Regions from separate parts of the Homo sapiens genome. Here region 1 is linked to region 2. Evidence: chromatin contacts called from ENCODE Hi-C or POLR2A ChIA-PET data. All regions are on one chromosome and are shown on one strand. Each heading gives the region's core, a stretch centred on a gene start or an enhancer-like site at or near the end of the contact. The rest is flanking DNA. Distances are from core to core; before and after follow the strand shown. Region 1 has its middle 130 kb from the start of SEC11C. Region 2 overlaps ZNF532 (zinc finger protein 532).

What was found. Hi-C counts contacts between places; a loop is a spot of excess contacts on that map. ChIA-PET counts read pairs that join two places held with the same protein, here RNA polymerase II (POLR2A). Pooled maps may share reads with other maps.
Region 1: a pooled map shows a loop between it and region 2 (2.9-fold over the local background). The contact joins two enhancer-like sites. A Hi-C loop is called at or near these places in 1 of 37 single-sample maps with no recorded cell type and 3 of 50 pooled maps. POLR2A ChIA-PET finds 5 or more read pairs at or near these places in 9 of 52 experiments (A673, AG04450, B cell and 6 more).

The regions. Positions count from the first base shown.
Region 1 is chr18:59,011,647-59,016,581 of GRCh38, reverse strand. It overlaps the pseudogene OACYLP. Among named protein-coding and RNA genes, the nearest start is that of SEC11C, 130 kb to the left of the region's middle. Within about 2 kb of position 3,186, at least 3 of the 41 ENCODE cell types and tissues checked have a DNase peak (open chromatin) inside an H3K27ac peak, as active enhancers do.
Region 2 is chr18:58,961,241-58,965,857 of GRCh38, reverse strand. The region is part of intron 7 of ZNF532 (zinc finger protein 532); the gene reads right to left. Among named protein-coding and RNA genes, the nearest start is that of ZNF532, 99 kb to the right of the region's middle. Within about 2 kb of position 1,482, at least 4 of the 41 ENCODE cell types and tissues checked have a DNase peak (open chromatin) inside an H3K27ac peak, as active enhancers do.

The DNA.
Region 1 (4,935 bases), core at 1,937-4,436, 49 kb before region 2:
TACACATGCCATGACATAGAACTATATCCACAGATTACATCAACGTCAATTTCATTTTTTAAAAAATATTGTACTATAGGTCAGGCGAGGTGGCTCACACCTGTAATTCCACTTTGGGAAGGCAAGACAGGTGGATCGCTCAAGTTCGAGACCAGCTGGGGCAACATGGTGAAACCCTGTCTCTACAATACAAAAAAAAAAATTAGCCAAGCATGGTGGTACATGCCTATAGTCCCAGATACTCAGGAGGCTGAGGTAGGAGGATTGTTTGAGCCCAGGAGGCAGAGGTTGCAATGAGCTGAGAGTTCACCACTGCACTCCAGCCTGGGTGACAGAGCGAGACCCTGTCTAAAAAAATAAATATATAAATAAAAATATGCTGTAATTATGTTTGTCACAATTGGGGAAAACTGTATGAAAGATATGTGAAACCCTTCTTGATCTGTGTTTTCATAGATTTTGTATTTGTCTATTTGGCATTCACTCATTCATCACTCAATTGTGTTAACTACATTTTCTTATTTTCTGTATTTGTCAAGCTCTGATATCTGTGGCCTTGCTGACTGAGAAGAGACTGCCCCTCCCATGGCTACCCAATTCTTAGAAGGAGCAAAGGCTTATCCTAGGAGCATACCATTAACATGCAAATGAATCAATCCAGAGCCCATGACCCCAGCTATCGCCTTTATCAAACTCTCACACACCAAGTCAATGTTCCTCTGCCCTAAAGCACCCCAGGGCCAGGTGCCAGACAATCTGAGATCACCCATGTTACCCAGAGGCCACCTACGGTATTCAAACCAGGCAGTCCTGCACTGTTCACCCTGCTCTGCCTGGCTTCCCTGCAGAAACCCTGACAAAGGCAGTGACCTATGCTTCTCCTTCACCCTCCTGCCTCCTGGCCAACCATATGCTTCCCCAGGTGGCTCTGTGTGGCATGGCAGGCCCCTCCTTCCAGGAAATGCAAGTACCAAAAGTCATCTTTTTTTTTTTTTGGAGACGGAGTCTCACTCTGTCACCCAGGCTGGAGTGCAGCGGTGCGATCTCAGCTCACTGTAACCTCTGCCTCCCAGGTTCAAGCAAGTCTGTGCTTCAGCCACCCGAGTAGCTGGGATTACAGGCACCCACCACCACGCCCAGCTAATTTTTCTGTATTTTTAGCAGAGATGGGGTTTCACCATGTTGGCTGGGCTGGCCTTGAACTCCTGACCTCATGATCCTCCCGCCTGGGCCTCCCAAAGTGCTGAGATTACAAGCGTGAGCCACCATGCCCAGCCTAAAAATCATCTTTCAATGGCATTGTCCTTTCAATGGAGATGCTAAGTCACTTCCATAAATTAAAATCCCATGGGTACAACTGATACATTGCTGAACTAGTCTTGCAACTTCCTGTGAAGCTATAATTATTTAAAATAAAAAGGTTTAAAAAAGTAAAGTGAGATGGACAACTTTCACACTTTTGAAGTTTGCTGGAACAACTGAGATTGTATATTGTAAGAAGTTGGGTAGAATGGAACTGTTTCAACCATCATAGTCTATAATTCAGTGAGAAGAAAGGTCTTAATTTCCATTTTTTAAATGCTTAATAGTTTTCCATTTTTCTATTTCTTTTTGAATCATTCAAAAAATTTTTAATTTATTTGTTTTGTCTTGCTTTCCAAATATTCATTTATAATTTTTTATTCTTTGTTGTATCTATATTTACTCCTTTTTCATTCTTCAGTTTTTATTTCTATCTTTTCTCACTTGTCCTCCTTCACTATTGCTTGAGGACTCTAACAATCAGCTTTTGGTTTTGCTAATTTTGGTATTCTTTATGGGTTTGTTTCTTTTCTGTCTCATTCATTTCTGACTTTTTTTTTTTTTTTTTTTTTTTTTTGAGATGGAGTCTCAGTCTGTTGCCCAGACTTGAGTGCAGTGGCACCATCTCGGCTCACTGCAACCTCTGCCTCCTGGGTTCAAGTGATTCTCCTGCCTCAGCCTCCTGAGTAGCTGGGATTACAGGCACCTGCCACCATGCCCAGCTAATTTTTGTGTTTTTAGTAGAGACGGGGTTTTACTGTGTTGGCCAGGCTGGTCTGACCTTATTTTTATTATGTCCTTATTGTTTCTTTGAGATTGATCTATCTTTTATAAATTTATGGAGTTGATTGCTTAGCTCATGTTTTCAACCTTCCTTGTGTCCTTATAACATGTATTGAGAGCTAGGAATTTCCCTCTAAGTACTGCTATATCTGTATCTAAATTTTGACCTCTGGTGTTTTCATTATCATTCAGCTCTAAGTGTTTGTGTGTGTGTGTGTGTGTGTGTGTGTGTGTGTGTGTGTGTGTGTGCAACTTTCCAGTACACTTTCTTTTTTTTTTACAAAGAGTTAGCTGGTAATATAATATTTAGTTTCCATACAGAGAAGGTTTCTCTTTCAGCTTTTCTTCTGTCATTTTGAAGTCTGATGTCAATCTGATTGCTGTTCTCTCCAGAAATTTTTAGGATTTCCTCATTGCTTTTAATATTCTTAATTTTATCTCTACTGACATGTACTCAAGTGTAAATTTTCTTTATTTGTTTTAGCATCCTGTAAACCCTTTCAATCTGATATTTTTAATCTTCCTTTAATTCCAGAGAAAGTATTGTCATTATGCGTTCAAATATTGCCTTCCTTCCGTTTGCTTTGTTACATTTCTCCTTTTGGTTTCTATTATCCAACTGTTGGCACCTTTAGCCTCAATATTCTTTGGTTTTTCTTTTACCTTCATGTCTCTTTATCCTTTTCTGCACTGCTTTGAGAGATCTTCAAACTGATCTTCCAGCTCACTAATTTTTCTTGGCCTCTGTCCATCTTACTATCTATCCCATCAATTTTGTTTTGATTTCAACTGTTCCTCTTGACTTTTCCTGATTGTGTTTTCGTGCTTTGTATCAGTCATATTCTCCCTTATCTCTGATTATATTTATTGTGCTTTTTAAAATTCCTGATGACCCACCTGTTCCAATCATTCAGCTTCCCATAGTACATATGTTTATTCAATTCAATGTCCCTCTTTTATGTGCCTGCTCCTCAAGGATTTGGAGGTTTTTGCTTGTGCATTCTTACACTCTGTCTGGTGAAGTGTATGTGTTCAAGAACATGTGACAGCCCAACCCCCAGAGTGTGTGCCACCTCAGAAATTTAAAGAGTGTAGAGAAGACAGCATGACCCTCAGGGCAGAAAACCCTGGCACACAGAATCAGCCGCAATTCCAGCCCTACCAAGCAACTCTCTCAGTCTGGAATTTTCCCTCAAATTATTTGAAAGAAGCAGCACTGAGAAGACATAATCTCCTGTGACTGTGATCCCCCAGCTTCTTAGGGAAGAAAGAGGGCAGAAGGCAGAGGGCAGAAGGGTGAATGAGTGAATGACCAGGAATATTGGTCAGCCCCTAACCCCAGGGAGGCGGGAGAAGGGGCAGGAGGGTGGGATCAGAGCCCTGCCCTGCCGCGAATGCTTCAGACAGAGGCTACCCTGGCTGCTACTGTGGATTTCTTTCTCAGGGGCAATGGTGGCCTGCGGTTTTCACAGGCTAGCATGCTTCAGTGTCCCTGCAGGCTTGGTAAAACACAGAATGCTGGGCCCCACAACCAGAGTTTCTGATTCAGTAGGTATAACATGTGCCTGAGCTTGTGTTTTATCAAATTCTCATGTGATACAGATGCTGCTGATTAGGAACCACTTTGAGGACCACTGTGTAGGCAGTACCACTTGCACACATACAAATGCACACACAGACACACAGACACACACACACCATACATACCGGGTGACTGCCTTCAGGACCCTAAAGGCTTCTCCCAGTTTTGACATCAGTAACAATAACAACTAACACGTAGGCCCTAGTGTGTGCCAGGCATGTTTTGAGTTGCTTTCTGTCCATTGTCTCATTTAACCCTCACACAACTGTGTAATGTTATGAGCTAAGTAATCATTATAGTCCCCATTTTACAGATACGGAAACTGAGGCACAGGGAGGTCACGTCATTCACTCAAGGTCACATTACCAGTAAAGGGTAGTAGAAGTGAGAAAACTGAGGCTCAGAAATGATAAGTAATATACACAACAACATAAACCTACCTCCTTTTACTTGCTAGCAAGAATTAGAGCTGTGTATTCAAACCCAGTTTAAGCTGAATTCATAACCTCTTACTCTTTAAAATAGACACAAGGACCCAGTTTTTACTTGTCAGTTTGGAATATAGATTCTTAGACATAACTAAAGATAATGGTAATCCTTAGAAGGAGTGAGGAGAAAACCCCAATAGAGCTTGTGAAATGACCCAGCTCCTCCAGCATTTCTGTCTTAACTACTGCAATTGGATTTCTGAGATTTAGTCTGGAAATCAGGTTGAAGGAACTGCATTTTGCTTACATGTGTGCTTTAAAAAAAAAAAAAAAAAAAAAGGAACTACATAGGCCGAGTGTGGTGGCTCACACCTGTAATCCCAGCACTTTTGGTGGCTGAGGCAGGTGGATCGCTTGAGCCCACAAGCTCAAGACCACTCTGGGCAATGTGGCAAAACCCCATCTCTCTACAAAAGTACAAAAAATTAGCCAGGCGTGGTGGCTTGCACCTGTAGTCCCAGCTACTCGAGAGACTGAGGTGGGAAGATTACCTCACCAGGGAAGGTCAAGGCAGCAGTGAGCCATGATCACACCACTGCACTCAAGCCTGAGAGAGAGAGAGAGACTCTGTCTCAAAAAAAAAAAAAAAAAGGAATATGTCATTTTGAAAACCTCCTGGTCCTAACTTGACAAACGGTACTTGCTGAGTTCACCGGGTTAACTGGCTTTTGACAGGAGCCCTCGCCTCTTCTTTGGCCAGTTCCACTGCATCAGACCTCTTGGGCTCAGCCAGTGGGTGCTGGTTATCAGTGACCTCTTTTCCATAGGTTTTCATTATTC
Region 2 (4,617 bases), core at 233-2,732:
CTCAGGCCCTGCTACAATCCATGCAGCCCCCAGATACATCCCAGGCAACTGCTAAATTCAAGCCACTCTAAAACATTTCATAATTCTGCAGGAAGATTTGCCCAATTAATTAACGACACCATGATGCTGTTAACAGCAACTGCAAGTAATTCCAGAAAGCATCAGACCCCAGCTAAGGAATATAAAACCAGGACATTCACAGTCTTCCAAAACTACACACACGTCCAGTTAATGATGGCATAACCAACTTTAACCAAGATTGAACACCTAAATGAAATGAAAATGACTACATCAAAAGCAGAAGTAAAAACTGGATGGAAAGACATATCTGCTAACTGTCCCACATCTATATTGAAAGATTCAAGGAGACTAAAATTAAGCAGCTTTTGAAATGTCAGCTTTCATTCTGTGCAAACTGCAGAGTCTGGGCTAGAAACCTGCCTCTGGCAGGCTGCAAAACCCTGGGGTAAGTTATTGAACCTTTCTCAGGCTTCATTTCCTCACCTAAAAGTGGGATTCGTAACTGTCTCCCCTCAGGAGCCTGCTGCAATGAGATAGTAAGTAGGGTAAGCCCTCAGACAGTGTTAGCCCCAGTATCCTTAACACCCCGCCTTCCAATTTAGCCACAAGCTACCAAAATCACCAATAGTTCAATATGTACTTTAATATGCTCTGAACCAAAAATTTTCAACATCCTTTTTACAACACATTTATAGCCTTACATTAAAAAAAGTTCTTATTAAATCAAGTGGAGGACTTCAGAAAACTACATATAGTAAACCATACTAATAAAATATCAAATAAACTAATAAAATATAAATTATAATAAAAGTTAGTATTAAAAATTATAGATTTATATAGTATAAGAAATATGTATTATATATGATCTATAGTATATAAATATATAAGAAATATATGAAGTAAAAATATTTAGAATATAATAAAATTATAGGCCAGGTGTGATGGCGCACATCTGTAATCCTGGCACTTTGGGAGGCCAAGGCTGGAGGATCACTTGAGGCCAGGAGTTTGAGACAAGCCTGGGCAACAAAGACAACTCCCTCTACCCCGAACTCCCTACAAAAAAATGAAAATCAATAAAAATTAGCCAGGCATGGTGGTGTTCACCTGTAGTCCCTGCTACTCAGGAGGCTGAGGCTGGCAGATTGCTCGTGACCAAGAGTGTGAGGTAGCACTGAGCTATGATCACGCCACTGCACTCCAGCCTGAGCGACAGAGCGAGACTCTGTCTAAAAAAAAAAAGAAAAACTGTGTATACACACACACACACACACACACACACACACACACACACACACACAAACAAAATATCAATTCCAGTGGCCAAAACTAATGAAAAATAAGTTTCATAAAGCCAGCAGTGATATACATTTCTAGCATGAATATACAAACTCTTAATGTGCCTTTTAATCACATCTGACACAAATGCAGAATCAAGTGAGAAGCCATCACTCTCTAACAGTCAACCAGAGATAGAAGAGAACATGCAACTGATTTAAAGATATTTCTCCTAAAACCTTGAGATCACAAATAAGTTCTAAGCCAAAAAAGATAGGAGAAACTGGTTTTTTAAAAAATTTTTTACCTGTTGCTAGGGTAACAGGATTTTGGCAGGAAGTCAAAGTCGCCATAGCTAAAAGATGAGTTTTAAAAGGATAAAAATCTATTATATCCCTACATTTAGATTAAATAAGAGACTTTGTAGTAAGGCATGCCTAATGACAACAGGATGAACTCTAACAGTAAAAGAATGAAAATGAAACCATCTGGCAATGAACTATGCAAACTAGACAGTATTTCAGTATTTTTATCCCCTTAACTAATGGCCATCACCACAGTACAGCACGAAGACAGAAACAACATGGAGATGTAACGTTTTATTTCACAAAGTTATCTAAACAAGTTTCAGGGAGATTAAGGGGGGCAATTATGCCCTACCACACATTTCATACACATGGCTAGGTTCCAGGTTGTGTGGGTGAGCACCTTTTAAATTTTTTTTTTTTTTTTTTTTTGAGACAGGGTCTCACTCTGTTGCCCACACTGGAGTGCAGTGACACGACTGCGGCTCACTGCAGCCTCAAGCTCTGGGCTCTAGCAATCCTCCTGCCTCAGCCTCTGAAAGTGTTAGGATTACAGGCGTGAGCCACTGCACCCGGCCAAGTGGGCACTTTAAAAATTTATATACATACACACACACACACACACACACACACACACACACACACACACATTTTTTTCTTTTAAATACTGTGCAAGTGAGAGTCTCTGTAAAGCTCCTCAGTCAATCTGATTCTAAGCATGGTGGTCCCAAACTAGGAAATGCAAGCTGATTGCCTTGCCATTCTTTTCAAAAGTAACAACAGCACACCTGCCTCAGTGGCTGTGGTCATCTCTCCACACTCTGATCCTTTCATTCTCCCACTTTCCTTCACTGCCACTGCTGTCTTTCACCTACATCTCTGAGTGAACTGAAAGTGAATTTCAGAATGGGAAAGGCTACAAAATAGCAAGTATTCAAATCACCTATCACCTGCACCCTGTATGGAAAATGCAGATGAAATCTATGGACTTTTCTTAAAGGCTTTAGGAACAGAAACATTAAGACATCCTAAAATCATTTATAATCAGGCTTTAAATTATATTGAACAGACTTACTAATGCTGTAAATCCAACATCCAGAGAGTTGTGTCCCCTGCCTTCACCACCAAGAGTGAACGTTGGGTGGAGTCTTTAAACAAATACACTTGAGATCAACCTTCCCCAAAACATAAACTCAACAAAGGTGTGTTGGTGCTATAGCAGTCACACAGTGAGGGCCACAGCAATGAGCATCAGCAGCAAGGGCAGGTGTGCGGCAGATCCCAGGTGGTATGAGTGTTCCCAGCCCTGCCACAACACTGGAATCACCTGGAAGCTTTAAGAATGCCAGGGCCGGCTGGGTGCGGTGGCTCACGCCTGTAATCCCAGCACTTTGGGAGGCCGAGGCGGGCAGATCACGAGGTCAGAAGATCGAGACCATCCTGGCTAACATGGTGAAACCCCGTCTCTACTAAAAATACAAAAAATTAGCCGGGCGTGGTGGTGGGCGCCTGTAGTCCCAGCTATTCAGGAGGCTGAGGCAGGAGAATCGCTTGAACCCAGGGTGGGAGCTTGCAGTGAGTCGAGATGGCGTCACTGTACTCCAGCCTGGGCGACAGAGAAAGACTCCATCTCAAAAAAAAAAAAAGAATGCCAGGGCCAGGTCCCACCCCTAGTGATGCCAATTAGCTGGTCTGGTGAGCACCAAGTGTGCTGGGCCGTAGGCTCTCCGGGTGATTCTCGTGTGCAGCTACCAAGTCAGACTCACTGCTCCCCCTGTAGCCTTCCTGCTGACAAGGACTTCTTCCTAGAAGTTCTGTTTCGATCCACAAATTAGATTAACTGTGAAACCAAATGCTTTCCACAGAGACTTGGTTAGTCCATGGAATGACTTTTAGACTGTGACTGGTTTAAAATATCCACCTCACACTAGCAATGGCTACTACATAGATTACCACTGGTAGTTTCCTTTCATTCCAGTGTCCGAGGAGAAAGGTCACATTGGCCCTAGAATCCATTTTTTTTTTTTTTAGACAGAGTCTCGCTCTGTCATCCAGGCTGGAGCGCAGTGGCGTAATCTCGGCTCACCGCAACCTTCACCTCCCGGGTTTAAACAATTCTCCTGCCTCAGCCTCCTGAGTAGCTGGGACTACAGATGCCCGCCACCATGCCCAGCTAATTTTTGTATTTTTGGTAGAGGTGGGGTTTCACCATATTGGCCAGGCTGGTCTCAAACTCCTGACCTCAAATGATACATCCACCTCGGACTCCCAAAAGTGCTGGGATTACAGGCATGACCCACCATGCCCAGCCGACCCTAGAATCCCTTCTATTCCATTATTTTACAGATGAGCATCTGGCCACTACCTGAATACTTCCAGCAACAGATAGGCAGACATTTCACTCATGCATGGCCCCAGCTGGTCTGGAATTATCACATGCTGGTCCTCACATGGAGGACATCTATCTGAAGACAGCTATCAAAGCTCCCCTTAACCCCAACTTCTCTCTTCCTCCTGCCACTGTTTCTAGACTCAGCATTCTGCTTACCCTCCTCTGCTAGTTGTCAGCATCCATCTTAAATCGATGCAATGGAACCTTTCCCTGTTTAGATTCACTGTGGCCACCTTACTGCAGGTGACAAATACTACTTGTCATTCCCTCCCCTTTGCGGTACACGCGGGAATATACTTGGGGCTGCTCACATAATTCATTCTGGGCAATGACTCGTGTTGTGCATCATATCCAGAATAACGAGCGTGTAAAGACCAGGCAGGACTCGCCAGTCTTTTTTTCAGTAACACCTACGTTGAGACAATGGGGCTGAAAGAAACAGCCTTGATCACTGAGTTACCAGTGGAAGGGATGACTGCCCCGGAGAAATGCAAACTCTGCATAGCAAACTCTGTATGTGCAAGAAATGAACTTTTATTGGATAAATCAATGGGCTTTGGGGGATTGTACTGCCACTCAGACTAAGCCAGTAGTTCGCAAAGCATGGTCCCAAGATGAGCA